Regions from separate parts of the Homo sapiens genome. Here regions 1 and 3 are each linked to region 2. A link is a contact called in ENCODE Hi-C data. All regions are on one chromosome and are shown on one strand. The core of a region is the stretch at or near the end of the contact, and the rest is flanking DNA. Distances in the headings are between cores, read along the strand shown.

What was found. Hi-C counts contacts between places; a loop is a spot of excess contacts on that map. Pooled maps may share reads with other maps.
Region 1: a loop to region 2 is called in a pooled map, with 13 times the contacts of the local background. The contact joins the promoter of TAF5L here to the promoter of PGBD5 in region 2. A Hi-C loop is called at or near these places in 8 of 50 pooled maps.
Region 3: a map of naive thymus-derived CD4-positive, alpha-beta T cell shows a loop between it and region 2 (5-fold over the local background). The contact joins the promoter of TRIM67 here to the promoter of PGBD5 in region 2. A Hi-C loop is called at or near these places in 1 of 168 maps with a recorded cell type or tissue (naive thymus-derived CD4-positive, alpha-beta T cell), 2 of 37 single-sample maps with no recorded cell type and 9 of 50 pooled maps.

Annotation. Positions count from the first base shown.
Region 1 is chr1:229,624,811-229,627,621 of GRCh38, forward strand. It overlaps TAF5L (TATA-box binding protein associated factor 5 like), which reads right to left and starts at 1,312. Exons shown (of 5, transcript NM_014409.4): 1 at 1,075-1,312. URB2 (URB2 ribosome biogenesis homolog) reads left to right here and starts at 1,437. Exons shown (of 10, transcript NM_014777.4): 1 at 1,437-1,546; 2 at 2,811. RefSeq lists enhancers at 221-270, 1,931-2,010 and silencers at 761-950, 1,041-1,740.
Region 2 is chr1:230,424,880-230,427,966 of GRCh38, forward strand. It overlaps PGBD5 (piggyBac transposable element derived 5), which reads right to left and starts at 1,453. Exons shown (of 7, transcript NM_001258311.2): 1 at 719-1,453. The coding sequence starts at 1,049. RefSeq lists a silencer at 1,400-1,719 and enhancers at 1,528-2,075, 2,076-2,622.
Region 3 is chr1:231,160,614-231,163,711 of GRCh38, forward strand. It overlaps TRIM67 (tripartite motif containing 67), which reads left to right and starts at 1,445. Exons shown (of 10, transcript NM_001004342.5): 1 at 1,445-3,098. The coding sequence starts at 2,357. RefSeq lists a silencer at 1,487-1,802 and an enhancer at 1,711-2,345.

The DNA of each region.
Region 1 (2,811 bases), core at 62-2,561, 800 kb before region 2:
ACTCCCCCTTCCAAGTAGAGCTGTGACCAGGAACTGGGGCACAGCCTCCGTGTCCTCCCCTACATCCCCAACTCAGGTGTTGGCACACTTGAATCGCCTGATATAAGACACGCTCCGCACTTAATGTTCCTCTCAGCACAGCTCCCAACTGCTTGTTAGCAGGAGTCACCATTCCGAGATTCCAATCTGCAAGGTCAGTTTAGGTACAGTAATTTAAGACAGACACTGCATGGGACTGGCACTTACCTTCTGATCCCAGAACCACAAAGACTGCGAGATCCGCATTACAACGACTTTCACAACTGATGGGAGAACTGCATGTAGCGTTCCTGCACTCCACTTCCGCTAAGTCTAAAATGACACCACTGTTTCTAACCATCCACTCACTTCGGACCAACGCCTTATCGAATACATTTTCAAAAGCCTGGCAGCTTCGCGAGCTGGAGGTGGTGAACCCGTCCCACACCATGGGCGCACCAACCTTACCTTGCTGTCATGAGGCAACGAGCCCCGAGAGACACCCTTGCAGGTAAGCACTCTCCTGCAGCAGCTAGTCTAACTCTGGCTCCCCCGTGTCACACGCGGAGATCGACTCCACACCCACCCACGCACGATCACCATGTGCAAAGTTGAATCCCGACTTCGCCGCAAAGACATTTCCTTTTCCCCTACATGCAAAGGAGCTGTGGAGCCGTGCTCCCTGCTTGGCTGTCGGGCACTGGGATACCTTCCCCGCGGGCGCCCGCCACCTCCTCCCCGAGCCCGGCATCCAACCCGCAGGACCCACCCCTGCGCAGGAACGCGACGCCAGTCCAGGTGTAGCCGCCGACTGCAGGCCACGCCGCCGGCCGCAGCCCGGGACTCGGGAGGCCGAGGGCGGAGGCGCGGCCGTCGCGCCCGCGCAGAGCCGCCCGCCGCCCCCCAGCCCCGCCTCCCGCGCCCCACCCCCACCGCCCGCCGGCGGGAGCCAAGGCGCGCCCCGCCGAGGCCCCACCGCCCCGGCCCCCGCCCGCCCGCGCGCGCGCGCGCCTCGCGACCCTCCCGGCCCTCCCCGCCCGTGCTCCCGGCACTCACTGAACATCCCAGGCGGCTCCGGCTCCCCCCGCCGCCGCCGCCTCCGGGATCGGGTTGCTTCCGCCTCCGTCGTCTCTGCCGCAGGGTCTCACTCCGACGGCCGGCTCAGCTGGGCCCCCGCGCCCCGCGCCCCGCCGCCCCCGCCGCCGCTCTGGGCGGCCGCTCCATGACTGACTGACACGGAGCGGGCCGCGGGCTGGGCCGCTCGGGCCTCCAACGCGCAACCGTCTCCGCCAATGGGCGAGGCGCCTCGGCGCTCGGCTGGCGACGCCTGGCGTGCGTGCAGCCCCTCCCCGCTGCGCCGCCGGCGTCCGGCGGAAGGAGCGCGGGTACCGGTCCCACGTGGTGGGGACGCGGGACCCGTACAGCGGCCTCCGCCGCACCGGGACAGCAGCCGCCGCCGCTGCCGCCGTCCTCCCCTGTCTACCCGGAGCTGTCTCGAGCTGAGCCCCCTACCGGGCCGGATCCCGAGGTGAGTCCCCCACCTGCGGTCAGCCCCTGCGGGCAGCCAGGTCCCGAGGTGAGTCCCCCCACCCGGGGCTGGTCCAGAGGAGATCCCCCTACCTAAGGCCGGGCCCAGATGGGGGGCCCCCCAACCCTGCCCAGTTCCGGTGCCGCCAGCAGACTCTGGGCTGGAGCGGCTTCGGCACGCTCCATTCGCGAAGGCGAACTCCCTCCTGGCTCCTAGCTGCTCTCCCCTGGTTCTTGTTGCTTGGTCTCTTTCTGCTGGGCAGGGAGTGCTGGCAGGGCTGTGCTGTCCGCCCTGGACTTCGCATTGCCCGGTAAGGGCGGTTGGAGGCCCGGAGAGCCGAACTCTGGCGGAGCCGGGGAGAGCATCTCGGTTGTCTTTGTAGCCAGTTCAGCAAACACCTGTTATGCACTTTGTAGCTGTCGCGATGGCGGTTCTATGGTATTGAACTTAGAAAGTCAGGCATCGTTGAATTCGTTTTGGACATTTTGACAAAATAGGAAAACTGACAGCACTTGACGTTCTTGTTCTCTGCAGTAGAGTGAAGGATAACTTAATTTCTAAAATGAAAACGTCTTAACGTTCCTTTTTACTATAACTTTTAGGAAACTCAAAGCCAAGTTTACCCAGTTTAATAGTAACTGTAGGTGTTTGGTATGTTTGCTACCCCCGAGATTTCATGGTTTTTTGTTTTCTATTTTTAGTCTTTTCCTTGTGCAAGTATCTCTTGTAGAGTCTTTTTTGAAGTGTATGTGCGTTGTAAATTTATACACGACTGAATAAAAGTGTTAGTGGAAGGTTACTGTTGCAGCTGAAATAACTGTATTCCTTTGGGGTTTTCTTTTTCACTTGGAGACATATTACTTTCTCCGGATATTGCTTATGTATCTTTTCCTCTTTCAATTTGAAACCATGTATGAATGACTCTTTCCACAAGTAATGTAATCACTGATTTTGGCCTTGTTGAATTCCTGAACACTCACCTTTGTGGAAGTGATGTTTGATCATAGCTGGAATACATATAGTCCATCTTCTGTGTGTGCAGTCCATCTTTTGCTTGCTTTTGTCTGAATTTCCCCCAGAAAATTCTGGAGTCAAGCATCTTGTATGTAGATTTACCCCGACAAATCTGTTGATTCATTAAAAACTTTTAAAAGAATACATATTAGGTAAACAAGATACAGTACTGCAATACTGTTGGTTTTCTGGTGCCTGCTCAGTCTGACATTGTTATAGTATTTTTTTTCCCATTGTTTTTAAATTTTAGA
Region 2 (3,087 bases), core at 203-2,702:
CAGCACCCTAGCCACCTTCTCCAGGTATTCGGGGCTTGTCTGTGGCCACAGTGGTAAGCAGGACACACCTGAAAGTACCTTCTGGCGGAAAAGCAAGCACCTTAACGCTGCCCAATCGGTCCCTTCCTTCACTCCTCCCCATTCTTAACAAGAGATCTGGAATGGCGCGGACAGGGAAAGTTTCTCAGATTAAGGAGAAAACTAAGCCAAGTCAAGACGCCGCGGGTGGCCTCTCTCTCAACTCTCACTGGGCCAACTCCTACCTGCCTCGCCCGCGTCACCTGCTGTAAGGCTTGCTCTTGGGCTGTCAGTGAAAAAACGACTCCCCCTGCCTCCACCAGCCACGCCGGGCTTTCAGAAAAGCCCCCTCAACTAGGAAAGCCTAACTTCAATCCACCCCTAAAAGTCCGACCCACAGGTGTGACAGACTTCCCATGCAGGGGCTGGGGTGCTCCCAGGAAGTGAAGGAAAAGGTCCCCGACGACATTGTCACTGGAAAAGTGCTGGCCACGGCCTCCGCCTTACCCTCTCCACCCACGGGTTCGGAGCCCCCAGGAGCAGTCAGACCGATCACCGCTCCTGCAGCCTCATTTGTTTCCGGAGAGACACCCACAAGCCAGCCCACGGAGAGTCTGGACTCGCCCGCCCCAGCACCCACGCCTCCCCCGCGCCCGGTTCCAGCGCCGCCCCCGACATCCACCCGCGGGCAGCCCCTTACCGCCGGTATCCTCGAAGCGCGGGGGCGGGCGGTCCCGCAGCGCTGCGCTCCAGCCCGCGCCGGCCTCGTCCTCCTCCGGCTCCTGTGCGTCCGGGGCGCGGGGCGGTGGCGGGGCGGCCCCTGGGGGTCCCGGGGGCTCGCGCTCGTCGTCCGAGGAGGCGGCCGAGGAGGAGCGCGAGGCGGCCGAGGTGCTGTAGAAGGGGTTCCCGCCGCTGTCCGGGCCGGACTCGCCGAACACGTCGTCCGAGATGTGCAGGCTCTCGTAGCGCGCGCGGGCAGCCTCGAGCAGCGCCGGCGCCCTCCTCCGCGCGCCCCCGCCGCCCTCGGCCATGGCCCCGGCCGCCGCCCGCGCGCCCGCCCCCACAGTGCCTCCCAGCCGCACACGCCGGGCCCTGGGCCCGCGCCGCGGCCCGCCGCCCCCCACCAGCGCAGCCCGCAGCACAGCGCCCGCCGCCCCGTGCCCGGCCGGCCCGCCGTCTTGGCCGCCTCGGGCCCAGCGCCCGGGGAAGCGCCCTCGGAGCTCGGGCGCCGCAGGCTGCGGGCCGCGGCGGGAGGCGAGCCGCGCGCGGGGCTGGCAGGGGCGACCCAGAGCGGGCGGGACGCAGAGGCTGCGGCCGAGACCAGGCGCCGCCGCCGCCACCGCCGCCACCACCGCCACCACCGCCGCCGCTGCGTCTCCTCGGCGCCCGCCGCCTCCCTGCCCGCCCTCTCCACGGCCTCCGGCGCTCGGCTGCCGACCTTCCCGGGCGCGAGCCGCCAGAGGCGGGCCCTGCCGCCCCTCACCTCCCGCCCGCCGGCCAATGGGGAGCCCGGCCCGGACAGCCGCGGGGGAGCTGGGCGGGCCCGGCGCGGGGAACGCCCCCACCCTCCTCCGCGGGGCGGGGCGGGGCGCGCGGCCGGGGCTGGCGGTTAGGGGGAGGGCCGCCGGCGGCAGTGCCGGTCTCCTCCTACAGGGACGCGCAGCCCGGGACCGCCACGCGCAGCGCGGGAGGGGGAGGGCGGGACCGGGGAACAGGAGGGGAGGGGGACCCGGGTGCTTCCAGCGGTCCGGGCCCGCGGACGGAGTGCGGGCCGATCCCGCTCACTGTCCCCTTCCGCAGTCCGCGTGCAGCTCCAGGGAGCTGTCCGCCCCGGTGGTTCTGAACCAGGCGCCGCCGAAACGCTCCAGGTAGGCGGCGGGCCCGAGGTCACCACACCCGCGGCGGCGGCTGCTGCCGAGGTTTCCTGGGGGTCACTGCCAGCTGCGCCGCATGCTCCCATAAATACAGGGGCTGTCCAGCTTCTGGGAATCTCGCTCTAATTAGGAGCCCGCCTCGCCGGTCCACTGTTGGTCGCTGGTCAGATGCTAACTCCGTCTCGCTTCAGTATCCCTGTAATTTAAGGGTGCCAGCACTGGAGTTAAGTAGCTAGTCATTCCTCATCATCGTTGACGTGTGGCATCTTTTGAACTCAAAATATCCATTACTTCCAAATACTAATTACTCTCACACCTCTATTTTAATATCTCCTTCACACACACACTTGAAACACTCATGTACTGAAATATTGCATGATCACCCAGGCTTCAGTGCTCTCATAAACAATAGCACAGAAAGGTTGCATCCGCCCCTCTTCCTTGGGCAGGAATGTGTGGTGGTCATCCTGTTGATGGCGATACGCGTAACGGAGACTGCCTTGTCTTCTTGCTCCCCTCCTCCTCCTTCGAATAATGCAATAAGTCACACTAATGGTAAATGGGCCATAAAGTCACTTTCACTCTGAAATAAAATAAATCCTCAGAGATGTGAAGGGCTTACAAATCCTACTGAGCATTAACTAAATTGTAGTTACATGAAACAGAAAGGCATGTTGCGATTTCTACGAATGCATAAAGGATGAAGGACCATTTTGCCGCCAAGTGGGGTCACTTCTAGTGTCGAGCAGGAACCTTCACTCATGCCCTCCCCTCCCCAGCCCCTGTGGTTCCTCCTTCCACATCAGGGGCTCTGCACAGGCATAGGTTCATGATCATCACTAACAGACAATATATAAAAAGGAAAAGATTCATGGAACTTTCCTTGCTATGTGGATTGGCTGAAAAATGAGGAAGTGCTTGCAAAGCATTTTTACTCTCTTGGAAGAATTATGCCACGGAAAATATCTGGTTTCCAACATACCTATATACTGTGCTAACCAGCTGAAAGTTGTTGAAGAGAGTACAGGTAATCTGACTTATCAAAAAGGGTGATAGTAAAGCATAGGTTGAAGATGCAAGAAGAAGAGTAAGACTCCATAGCTCAAGTTCAAATTCTGCAATTAGGAATTGTGTGAGGCTCCTGCAAGATTTCATGTTATCTATTTTAAATAGTTGAATGGAAAAAATAATTGAA
Region 3 (3,098 bases), core at 195-2,694, 740 kb after region 2:
GATTGCTTGAGTCCAGGAGTTCGAGGCTGTAGTGAGCTATGATCACGCCACTGCACTCCAGCCTGGGCGACCCAGAGAGACTCCAACCGCCGCCCCCACAACAAAAACAGAAAGTAGGAAACGCCGTCTGTATTTGCAACTAGCTCGTTTAGTTCTCAGACATGAGTATTATGACAATATTCATTTGGCATTTCAGGATCCGAGCGAGGGAAAGCCTAAGCGAGCTGCTGAGTGGGGCCAGTGGTCCCGGGGCGTCCTGACTTCCAAGGCTCTGGGCCTTCGTGCTGCGGCCAGGAGCGCGTCGCCAAGCGCCTCCCCAAGGGTCCCCCTGCAGGGGTTCCTGTCCCCTAGGCACAGAGCCCCAAGCCCTGGGCGCAGGCTGCAGCTTCCCCCTGCCTGACCCCGCCAGCCTGCGCCTCCTCACCCGGGGACTAGCAGAAGCCTGGGCCCGCGCCTGGCGCTACGACTCCGGTCTTTAGTCTTTGTTTGGAGCACGGGAGAACCTGGGACGGAGGGAGGCATGACTTCAATATTCATATCGTTGTTAAATAAACGATTTCCTAATTTGTATCTGTTTCATGCCAGCGTGAAACTTCTGTAGGCAGAGCCGGCTGCGCTGCCAGCACTTTCTTCTGCTCGTCCCCACCCACCTCTGCCTCCCCCACCCAGCCTTCCCTCGGCAGCAGCGGGGAAGAACAGCCGAGCAGACCAAACAGCCGGGGCCGCGGGTGGGAGGCTGTTCCCGCAGCTCGTGGCTGGCGTTGGAGAATGTGGAGATTTTCCCATTCATAAAAGGAACGTCTCCGCTTGCCGCCTTCCCGTCCGCCGCACACCGCCACATCCGCAGCGGGGTAGGGCTGGGTCTGGGGGCGCTGGGTTCCCAGGGGTCTACCCGGGCGCGCTCTCGCCTTTCTCAGGAAACCCCATTTTGTGAGCGGCACCGCGTGTCCTCTCTCAGTCCGTGCACACAGTTGACCTGGAGCGCGGATGAGCACCCTTGGTTGAAAGGAAGAGACAAAATGGCTTGTGGTTCAATTCATAAATAAAACCTCACCCTTGGACTTCAGGCTGCCCGACATTTTGGGACTTGGATTTTTTTGCTTTATCGTAGTTTTAGGAAGCGACTGTCAGGCCATGTTGCCTATCCATTTCTAAACGACTGGCTTTTTAGGATCCCGTTTTCACCCTTCTATGGCGGTGGGTTGGGGGTGGGGTGTGGAACTGGAGTGGCCCAGGGAGACGATGGCAGGGGCGGGGCGGGGCAGGTCGTTGTACTGATTCAAGATACAATCTCCATCCAAATAATGGATTGTTATTAACAATGATCCTCCCTGCAAAACCCTTAAAATTGCCCCTTGATTCCCTAGCAGCAAGAGGCGAGCCCTTATTCGCTGAGCTGAAGCCTCCTCCCCCCTCCTCCCCATTACTCTCTGCTCTGGAAATTACAACTCCTCGGCGCGCCGCGCGGGGAGGCAGCGGCAGCGGCGGGAGGGAGGCGGGGAGGGGATTCCCGAGCCAGCCGGACGCTCGCCCTCCGCCCGCCGGCTGCAGCGTCGCGCGGCCCAAGGTCAGAGGCGCCGCAGGAGCAGCAGCTGGGAACCAGGGAAGCGGGTCAATCCCGGCCGCAGGGAGAAAGCCCCAGGGCGCAGTCAGCCGGCGTCCACAGCCGCCCAGGAGTAGGGTGAGCGGCTGTCTCCGGGCCGGTCGGGTCCCGCCGAGGTGGCCGCGGCCCCAGCGACCCGGCGGGTGGCGGCCCAGGGGTCGGCGAGCAGGCAGCTGGAGCCCCACCTTCGGCTCCCGGGCGCTGTCCGCCGCCTCGTGGTGCTGATCCCAGCCCCACGGCTGAGCGGCCTTCGCACCTGCCTGTCTCACCTCGCTATCACCCCGATAAGGAGTTGGGCCGGGGCAGAAGGGGGGCCTCGGGGTAGCCGCCCACCGGAGCCAGGGGCTGAAGCAGCGAGCGCACAGCAGCCCGGCCGCTGGTCCTGGGGTGGAGAGGAGGCGCGCGCTGCAGCCGGCGGCGGCGCTGGTGCTGATTCATCACCTAAAGCTCCTCGCAGGCCACCGCGAGGGCAGCCGACCGGCTCCGGAATCTGGCCGCAGGTTGAAGCCGCTGGTGCGGGACCCTCGGGCAGGAGGTGAGGACCCCCTCCCTTCTCTCGCCCCTCAATCATCTTAGGGCGGTGGCTACAGGACAGAGAGAGGGGCGTGCCCCTCGGCTGTGAAGTGGGCATGCCCGTGTGATGCCCCCGCCCGTCGTCTCACCGGGGCGCACCGCGCTGGTCCTCCTCCGCCAGTCTCCCGAGCTCCGGCCATTCATCCCCAGCGCAGAGCAGCGCTGGCAGCCGGCGCCGCGATGGAGGAAGAGCTGAAGTGTCCCGTGTGCGGCTCTCTGTTTCGGGAGCCTATCATCCTGCCCTGTTCCCACAATGTCTGCCTGCCTTGCGCTCGCACCATCGCGGTGCAGACCCCGGACGGTGAGCAGCACCTGCCCCAGCCGCTCCTGCTTTCCCGGGGATCGGGGCTGCAGGCGGGCGCCGCCGCCGCTGCCTCTCTGGAGCACGACGCTGCGGCTGGCCCGGCCTGCGGCGGTGCAGGCGGGAGTGCAGCTGGCGGCCTCGGCGGCGGTGCGGGAGGTGGCGGAGACCACGCGGACAAGCTCAGCTTGTACAGCGAGACAGACAGCGGCTACGGGTCCTACACCCCGAGCCTCAAGTCCCCCAACGGGGTTCGCGTGCTGCCCATGGTGCCCGCACCACCCGGCTCCTCGGCTGCGGCGGCTCGGGGTGCCGCCTGCTCCTCGCTGTCCTCGTCTTCGAGCTCCATCACGTGCCCGCAGTGCCACCGCAGCGCATCCCTGGACCACCGCGGCCTGCGCGGCTTCCAGCGCAACCGGCTGCTCGAGGCCATCGTGCAGCGGTACCAGCAGGGCCGCGGGGCCGTGCCGGGGACGTCTGCAGCCGCGGCGGTGGCCATCTGCCAGCTGTGCGACCGCACCCCGCCAGAGCCAGCAGCCACGCTCTGCGAGCAGTGCGACGTCCTCTACTGCTCTGCCTGCCAGCTCAAGTGCCATCCATCCCGGGGACCCTTCGCCAAGC